Regions from separate parts of the Homo sapiens genome. Here regions 2 and 3 are each linked to region 1. Evidence: chromatin contacts called from ENCODE Hi-C data. All regions are on one chromosome and are shown on one strand. The core of a region is the stretch at or near the end of the contact, and the rest is flanking DNA. Distances in the headings are between cores, read along the strand shown.

Region 1 (2,799 bases), core at 202-2,701:
CTCGGGGGTCCCTGAGACCTTTTCAGGGATCCATGAGGGCCTCCCTTTCCCAACTACATGATTTGTATGAGGCTGGGGTTTTTCATACCTACAACTAGGCAACTAAACAGTGTATTTGGAGAGACTGAATGCAGAAGTAGACATGAGAATGTAACCTTCCATTAAGCCTGATATTAAAGAGATCAGTGAAAATGTAAAATGATGACAATCTTCTCAATTTATTTTTGTCTTAGAAAATATAGTTATTTTTAAAGTGTGATTTTTATTACCATGGAATGGAGTTTTATATTATTTTAAATGAATTAATAAATACATTTTAAAAATTCTGCTTTAATTTCTAATACAGCAAATATCGATAAATAACCCACATAAACAAAAGTTCTTTGGAGTCCTCAGTAATTTCCAGGAGTATAAAGAGGTCCTAAGGCAAAAAAAAAAAAAAAAATTACTAATTGGGAGACACAAGTGTCAGAATATACAGTAATTGTTCAGTAATATTGCTGTAAATTAATTAATAGGATTGCCTAGTCACAACAGCAAAGGCATGGAATCAACCCAGATGCCCATCAGTGGTGGATAGGATAAAGAAAATGTGGTCCATATACACCATGGAATACTATGCAGCCATAAAAAAGAACAAAATCATGTCCTTTGCAGCAACATGGATGCAGCTGGACATCATTATCCTAAGTGAATTAACACAGAAACAGAAAACCAACCACTCATGTTCCCACTTATGAGTGACAGCTAAACACTGGGTACTCGTGGACATAAAGGTGGGAACAATAAATGCTACGGATTCCAAAAACGGGGAAGGAGGCAGGGGAAAGGGGTTGAAAAATTACCTGTGGGGTACTATGTTCACTACTTGGGCAACGGGATCATTAGAAACCCAAACCTTAGCACCATGCAGTATATCCATGTAATAAACCGGCACACATACCCCCCGAATTTAAATTAAAAAAAAATTACATTAAAAGATAGGAGTACCTCCTTTACACCACCTGAATTATCATGGCACATAAATCTCACACCCTATTTGCCAAGGCCATTCGTTCCTAGCTGTTTTACAGGTAGGTTAGCTTTCTCAATGCAAGTCTGTGGGACGGATGGAGAAAAATTCCCCGAGCCCTTTGATCCTGCCCCAGCTGGGCCCCGCCGCGCTGAGCCTTGGGCGCGCCCCCTGCTGCCCGCGGCCGGAGCCGTTCGCCACACCCCCGTGTTTATGTCGGTCCACGGGGGTTGCCTGTCCCTTTAATTGGCATGTACCAAGTCCTTCCAGGTCACATTTCCTCCCTACGTCCCAGCCGTTTGGACTCACTGGCCAAAAGTCCAAGAGGACGGAATGTGGAGACAGTGTTGTATTTTTGCGGGGAGTTCTAGGCCGACCGGGAGCGAGAGAACGCTCGGGGGCGAAGCGCGCCATTGCGGCCCTCCCCGCCGCCTGCGGTAGTCCAGTCCCAAGATGGCGGCCACCATGAAGAAGGCGGTGAGTGGGGAGCTCGGGGCTCTGGATGCTCGGGCGGCGCCGGATCTCGGCCGCTGGGGCCCGGGCGCGGGATGCTGGGGGTGCGCAGCTCCGAAGCCCGGCGTGGGACCCGAGGCCGAGGCCGAGGCCCTGAGAGCGGTCCCGCGGCAAGGCCTGCTCGCGCCTGGCGCCCTGAGCGTTTTCCTAGGCACCTGGCCAGCCGAGGCGGGGCGCCGGGGCTGGGGCCGGGAGCCTCGAAGGACGCAGGTCCGCCTCCCGCGATGCCGAGGGTGCCCCCGGGGAGTCTGAGGAACCTGCAGCCCCGGCCTCGCCCCTGAGGTGTGGGAAGCCGAAGGTCCCGTTGAGTGTGGTTGGCCTTGACTCGGGCGTTGCACCGGCATGATCGCATTAGCCTCACTGGTTATGGGTAGCTGCTGCTGGGAGCGTGGTTACGGGTGAGGAAACTGAGGCCCAGAGATGGGGAGTCACCTGCCCGAGGTTACGCAGCTCATAACGGGGACAGCAGGTTCCTGCATCCCCAGATTAGCAGGCCCCAGAGACCCTGTGTCCAACCTGGAGCTGCCCATTTCCACGCTTGATGCCCCTGAGTCCTTCAGGCTAAAACCAGTATTTATTGAGAATGGAAGATGTGCCGGGCCCAGCAGCCGGCCGTTTATCTGTTATCCTCCCCGCAACTCAGCAAGTGCAATGGGTTCCTCTCCACTTTGCAGGTAGAGAAACTTAGACACAGAGCAGTTAGAGGCCCTAAAGTGACTCAGCTAGTAAGAAGCAGAGCTGGAGTTCAAACTCAGGTTTGTTTTTGTTTTTCTCAAAGCACGCCTGTGTAACCACTAAGCCGGCTAAACTTCCATGTGGGGTTTTTAATCCCGTGAGCCTTCCCAGATGTGTAAAGATAGTCAGATAGAAGAAAAAGAAAATTGGAGAGGGGGAAGGAGATAACGGCTGATAATTTGGGGAGCTTTACAGTGTGCTAGGTACAGCTGTAAGTTGTTTTGCGTGTATTGTTTATTTTATGTTCTTTGAGGGAGATACTGTTTTTATCCTTATTTAACAATGAGAAAACAGGCGCGGAGGCAAAGCTAGCATTTAAACACAGGCATTCTGACTCCGGAGTCTGTGTTTTAAACTGCTATAGGGGGTCTTTGATGAGAATCTCTTGGCTGGAGGGATTTGCGTTCATTCCACTTTTAAGACCACATTAGAACTTCTTTGCTTTGCCCCTATCCAGTACCACATAGTCTATGCCATCTGTGCCTGGTGTAGGGTGACCCATTGCCCCCTTTTATATGAAATTGAGGGACTGCCAAAAA
Region 2 (2,799 bases), core at 162-2,661, 1.8 Mb before region 1:
TGCTGAGCTAATTTTCTGTTTTATTGATCAAATGATGTTTCTGTTCTCTGGAACACATTTAGAGCACTCAAGGTAGGTGTGACCCAGAGTTTTAATTAGATACCAGTTAAAATCTAATTTCTAGCTGCTTGTATGATCATTTGGGGCAAGTTTCTTTGAGGACAGAATAGCCTAGTGGAAGCCGTCAGCCAAGCAGTCCTGGGTTTGAATCCCAGCCCGTGATCACCGCATGATGTTGGGCAGGTTCATTAAAGTCAGTTTTCTTTCATGTGAAGAGGGGGCAATAGCAGATACTTCACAATGTAGTTCTTTAGGTGAGAGGGAAGAAGTTGAATGGAGCACCTCAGAGCTTACCTCTAAGACTAGGTGCTCAGGCTGAATTCATATTCGGCCACATAGAGGCTTGTGGTTCTGAATGAGTTACCTAATATCTTTGAGTATCATTTTCCTTACCTGAAAAGTAAATAATAGTTCCTGCCTCATAGGCTTACAAAGAACATCAAAGGAGCATTTGTCCCATTCGTCAACACTAATTGTTTGAGTACCACTTTCACGTATTTTGCTATGTTTCTATCTCATCTTGTGCGCTCATCACAAATCCTGCTACGTTGGCACCATTTCTACTATCACTTACTTGATATTTTCGTTTAATAAATTTCATTAGATAAATATTTATTGACAGTCTATTTTCTAGAAACTGTTGAGGTTTCGAGGGTCTAGCAGTTTACAAATAGGGCAAAAGTTCCTGCCCTCATACGGTTCATGTCTCAAGTAAATTTGTTTTAAACAGACACTGGATATCACCTCCATTAGTTGGAAAACAATGTCACATGGAAAAGATGGTGACTTGAATGAAAATTGTGAAAGCTAAACAATGTTGGTTTTTACAAATTCTAGCTAGACACAGTCTCCCTTTCTTTGTTTAAAAAATACATTTTTCACTTTTAGAGGGTGTTTGAGACATACTAGTGCCACACTGCAGCCCTCCTTGATGTTATTGGGAAAGTCAATAAAGAACCAGAAAGGGGGCAATTTTTCTCACTGTGGGATTCAATGTTGTTTTATTCTATGGGCCCAGCTGACTCCAAGTTGACTGCACTTATCAGCAGGTATACAGGACAGGTTCCACACTTTGGGGCCCCACTTGGATTCACATAAAGCAGCACAGTCCCAGGCACAGAGCTCAGAGGGAGATAACTTTTGGCTCCAGCAATATTCATCATAAAAGAGGGCACATTCTTCTTTGCATCTGCATGGATAGGAAAGGTCTGGGTATCCTCTGCATGGTTATTAATTACAAAATAGATTTCACATGTGTTTTCACGAGGCTGCGATTTCACAATTGCATCTTAGAATGTGCCTTCAGAGCTCTGAGAGCTCCTGGGCGTCTTGTCTTTGTATCATTTGGCTCCTCGTACTAAAAGCCACATCCTGTTATGTTTGGTTGCTAGGTGGAGAAATGTTATCATGGGCTTCAGCAATAATTTATCCACAAGCTCAAGGAGTTGTCATGTTCTCCTGACAGTGAGCTGCAGCACTTTATCAGCTCGCCTGTAAATCAGGCGTGTGTGGGTGCGAATGCCAGCACTGTTTGATCTCTCGCAGACACTGTAATAATCTGCTTTTGTCTGATTGATTCCTTCACATCACCATGCACATTGCAACAGAGAGTGGGTGCCCTCTGTTTATCTCGGCTGGTCATCTGCAGGAGGCCAACAGGGCAGAAAATGCTCTTCGTGCGGAGATGTAAGAGTTTTTGGAATTGGGGCCTTTCCATCATATCCCCGAGCTGGTTTCGTTCAATAAATCAATGATAGCTGAATTGAATGCACCATAAATACCTCAAACCATATCTCTTACAAGAATGTAAGAGTAATTCATAGAAACAGGAAAGGTAACTTTGTGAGAAAGAATTACGACCCCTACAAGCCACAGACATTCAGGGCTTTTTACTGCCTGTGTTCACATCTCACCCGTTGAACTTTGGGGGAAAAAGAATACACTGCTGGCGGGTGTTTGCTTCCAGAACGTGCACCGGGTAAAATGGAGTAGAACAGATCCTGTCGAGACTGATCACTGCTTTTCATCTGACACCGAGCTTTTCTCAATTTCTGTTGGCTTCTGTTACATGTGGTCCGACTTCATCCCTGGTGTCAAGGGATGCATCGCATCATCATTATGGAGCAATTTGGACTCTGTCATTTGGTGGTTTATGAGTCGCCCTTTTGCCACCCCCACACCAGGCCCACCCTTACGTGAGGATTGTCAGCCTTTCTGATGCTTTAAATGTCTTCCCATCAGGCAAGCCTAGTCCCTGTTTCCTGGGCTCCTAATTGCTGACAGGTAGTTTGGGGCACATTTTGGCATCTCCAGCCCCCAGGAGTTGGGCTGAAATCCGTGAGCTGATTACTGCCTTGAGCATGGCAGCAGCTTGCTGTGCTGTGACCCAGGAGCCATCCCCAGCGTCCACGCCTGCCCCAGTTGAAAGCAGAGGTCAAGCTGTATTGTAGATGTGATTGACTAAAATCCCATCGGAGAGGAGGATTGTGTTGTAGCATCCCCCTCTTGGATGGCGGCAAGATGAAATTACATGAAGAAGCCTTTCAGCTCAGAAATGAATGTAGCTATAAAAAAAAAAAAAATAAAGACAGCTTGAGTTGACTGTTTAGTGCAATCAAAGGCATGCAATTGTTCTTATTTTCATAATGGTAGTCAATAATATTAATGATTATTTATTCCACTCCTATTGTGTGCTCAGACATATTTCAGTCACCTGATAGACATTATTAGAAACAGTCT
Region 3 (2,799 bases), core at 146-2,645, 1.2 Mb before region 1:
AATAAAAAAAATAATAAAGCAAAAAAAAACACCTCTAGTCCCAGCCTGCATCAAATGCCCTCAGTTGCTTTGCCCTCTCACTGGAAGGAGCACTCCTTGAGGGCATGGTCTAGGTTCACCTTGTTCACAGACTTGCCCCCAACACCTCAAAAGGTGCCTGGCCGATAGCAGAACTCAATAATCACATGTTTGTTTCAATCTCTCTGTGCTCAAATGCCATATCCTACATTGAATCTAGAGCCACCCACCCCCTTTTAGACACTATTACAGCACTCAGCTTAACGTCTTCATGGAGCGAATCACTCAAAGTATCCTGTTTATTTGCTTGCTTACTTTTCATTCATTCAACAAATATTTTACTGGGCACTTATTATATGTCTTGTGCTTTGCCAGCACTTGGGGATATAAGAGAACAAAGAGGCAAAAATCCTTCCTTCCATTGGAGCTTACATTCAAGAGGGGAACTTGTACAATCAACAGAATAGAAAACTGTCTATAACCTGTGTGACACTCACTGATCAGCTCACTGGGGAATAACAAAATGGAGAAATGGGGCAGGGAGTGTGTGTGTGTGTGTGTGTGTGTATTTTAGGTGAGGTAGACCTTTGGGAAAAGGGGACATTTAAGCAAAGATTGGATAGCTGGGGGGCACTTGTCTGCACTCCCCCATTAGAATATAAATACCAACATGGCCACCACCTTCCCTTTCTCTGTGGCCTCTGTGTCTCCAGAATAGGCACATAGTAGATGCTCAATAAACATTCTTCAAAGGAAACAAAAAGAGGAGTATATGATTAGACCTTAAAGTAGACAGAAGGGAGATTTTTGTTTTTGTGACCACCCATTGATTAGCGAGAAAGTGGGAGGGACAGGGGCACTAAATTGAAGGGGTCGTGGGGAGCACATTTTGGTGGGGGCAGGTTAAGACTTACAGGATGGAGATCCTCACTGGATAAGGTCCCCTCCCCCTTCCCAGCCCCGAGCAAACCTAAGTTCTCCCTCTCCTAAGATTGTGCATGGTCCCTGCTGGTCAGCCAACCTGGCCCCCCTGAATCTCCCTCCACAGCCTCCCAGCTTCAGAGTTCAGCCATCATCACACTGCCTCCTTTTCTCCCGCACCCCTTCCCTCCTCACCTCCTTTCCTCCCGCCCCCGCCCCTTCCGCCTCCCGGAGGGGTGTCCCCGCGCCCGGTGGGCACGCCCTCGCCCCGGCGGAGAGGGCGCACAGAGGGGCCTGGGCCGGCGCGCCGGGGCCCCCGCCCCCAGCCCCTCTCCCCTGCGGGACGCTGTCCCTTTAATAGGCTCCCGCTGCCTGGCGCTCTGCGGCTGGGGAGTAAATTTCTCCCTGTCATCAGGTCGCGGGGAGAGGAGGAGGAGGAGGAGTTTGTTAATGTTCAGTTTGTTCAGCGGGATCGATGTTTGCTGGCATCGCCTCGCCCTGTCTTGTGTGTGTGTGCGAGGGTGTGTGTGTGTGTTTGTGTGTGTGTGCATATGTGGGGGGTGTGAGTGTGTGTGTGCGAGGAAGCGGGGGTGCGTGCGCGTGTGAGTGCGTGTGTGAGTGTCTGTGTGTGTGTCTGTGTGTGTGTGTGAGTGAGTGAATTCCAGATTTTCTGTCTTTCCAAAACCCGCTCCTGTCCTCTCGCATATCACTCACAGACGGGGATCTGACAGCAGCCACAAACCTACAGTGAGTGATCGCTCTCCCCCCGGCACGAATCCGCCATAGAGATCGGCGAGGAGGAGGAGGAGGAGGAGGAAGAAAAGAAGGAGGAGGTGGAGGAGGAGGTGGAGGAGGAGGAGGAGGAGGGAAAGAGGAGAAGGAAGAAGAAGAAAAAGAAGAAACCCACTACCTTCCCAGGATTGCCTTTTTTTTTTCCTTATCTTTACGCGCGAGTGTGCCTGTGGCGCGTGTGCGCCCCTCGTCCCTTCCATCCGAACCCGGGCTTGGATGTTTAATAAAGAAATCAAGTGTCTCAACAGTCACCAAAAAAAAAAAAAACCGCAAAAACAAAACCAAAAAAATTCCAAAAGCAAAAACAAAAAAGAGAGAGGAAAAAAAATTCAAAATAAACAAACAAACAAACAAGGCAGAACCAACCTCTACTTCAAAGCAGCCGGCACAAGCCACCCGTGTCTGCCACCCAGAGAGGGGGGTCTCTGGCCCGTGGTGGAGGAGTTGCAGGGGGGATCGTCAGGGGGACAGAGGCCGAGTGACGTCCTAGGAGCCACCGGGCAAGAGGCGGAGGAGACCCAGAGAGGCCAGAGAGACAGCGGGCCCCAGCGCGCGGCTCGGGGCTGGGGCGCCAGAAGTGGGACTGGAGCGAAGTAGAGGATGCCGAGGAGAAAACAGCAGGCACCCAAGCGGGCGGCAGGTAAGAGAAACGGCTCCGCTTCGGGGCTGCCCTGTGCGCCGAGCTCCTCGCCCGCCCTCCTTGCCCCTGGGTGCCCGGGGGCACCACCCACTTAAGCTTTCGGGGGAGTTTGCGCCGGGTGCCCTTCTAATAACCCCGTCCTCTCTCGCCTTCTCTGGTCTCCCAAATCCTCCCCTTCCAAGCTCCGGTTGGGTTGGGGTGAGCTATCCCACCAAGCCTTTCCTCCTTAAACTTTCTTTCCTCCACCCTCTACCCCACCCCTAACTTTCTTCCAGTCTGTTTCTTGCCTCTCGGGCCAAAGTCGGATTGAGGATTTGGGGTGCGGAGTAGGGAGACAGCCCCTCCACCCCTGCATCCCTCTGCGTGGTCAGTGCCAGTGGCTTTTGGCCTCCAGGGATAGCGTCTCCTCTCACTGGGGCTTGGGGCGC

What was found. A loop is a pair of places that touch in the nucleus more often than their neighbours do. Pooled maps may share reads with other maps.
Region 2: a loop to region 1 is called in a pooled map, with 6 times the contacts of the local background. The contact joins the enhancer-like site here to the promoter of PFDN4 in region 1. A Hi-C loop is called at or near these places in 4 of 50 pooled maps.
Region 3: a loop to region 1 is called in a pooled map, with 4 times the contacts of the local background. The contact joins the promoter of TSHZ2 here to the promoter of PFDN4 in region 1. A Hi-C loop is called at or near these places in 4 of 50 pooled maps.

What each region holds. Positions count from the first base shown.
Region 1 is chr20:54,206,636-54,209,434 of GRCh38, forward strand. PFDN4 (prefoldin subunit 4) reads left to right here and starts at 1,452. Exons shown (of 4, transcript NM_002623.4): 1 at 1,452-1,489. The coding sequence starts at 1,466. It overlaps LOC124904937 (a long non-coding RNA gene), which reads right to left and starts at 1,406. Exons shown (of 2, transcript XR_007067669.1): 1 at 1,322-1,406; 2 at 311-421. RefSeq lists enhancers at 849-1,666, 1,207-1,526, 1,667-2,483 and a silencer at 1,517-1,786.
Region 2 is chr20:52,408,905-52,411,703 of GRCh38, forward strand. All of the region lies in intron 4 of LOC105372666 (a long non-coding RNA gene), which reads left to right. Among named protein-coding and RNA genes, the nearest start is that of LINC01524, 210 kb to the right of the region's middle. Within about 2 kb of position 1,412, at least 5 of the 41 ENCODE cell types and tissues checked have a DNase peak (open chromatin) inside an H3K27ac peak, as active enhancers do.
Region 3 is chr20:52,970,963-52,973,761 of GRCh38, forward strand. It overlaps TSHZ2 (teashirt zinc finger homeobox 2), which reads left to right and starts at 1,396. Exons shown (of 3, transcript NM_173485.6): 1 at 1,396-2,371. The coding sequence starts at 2,332.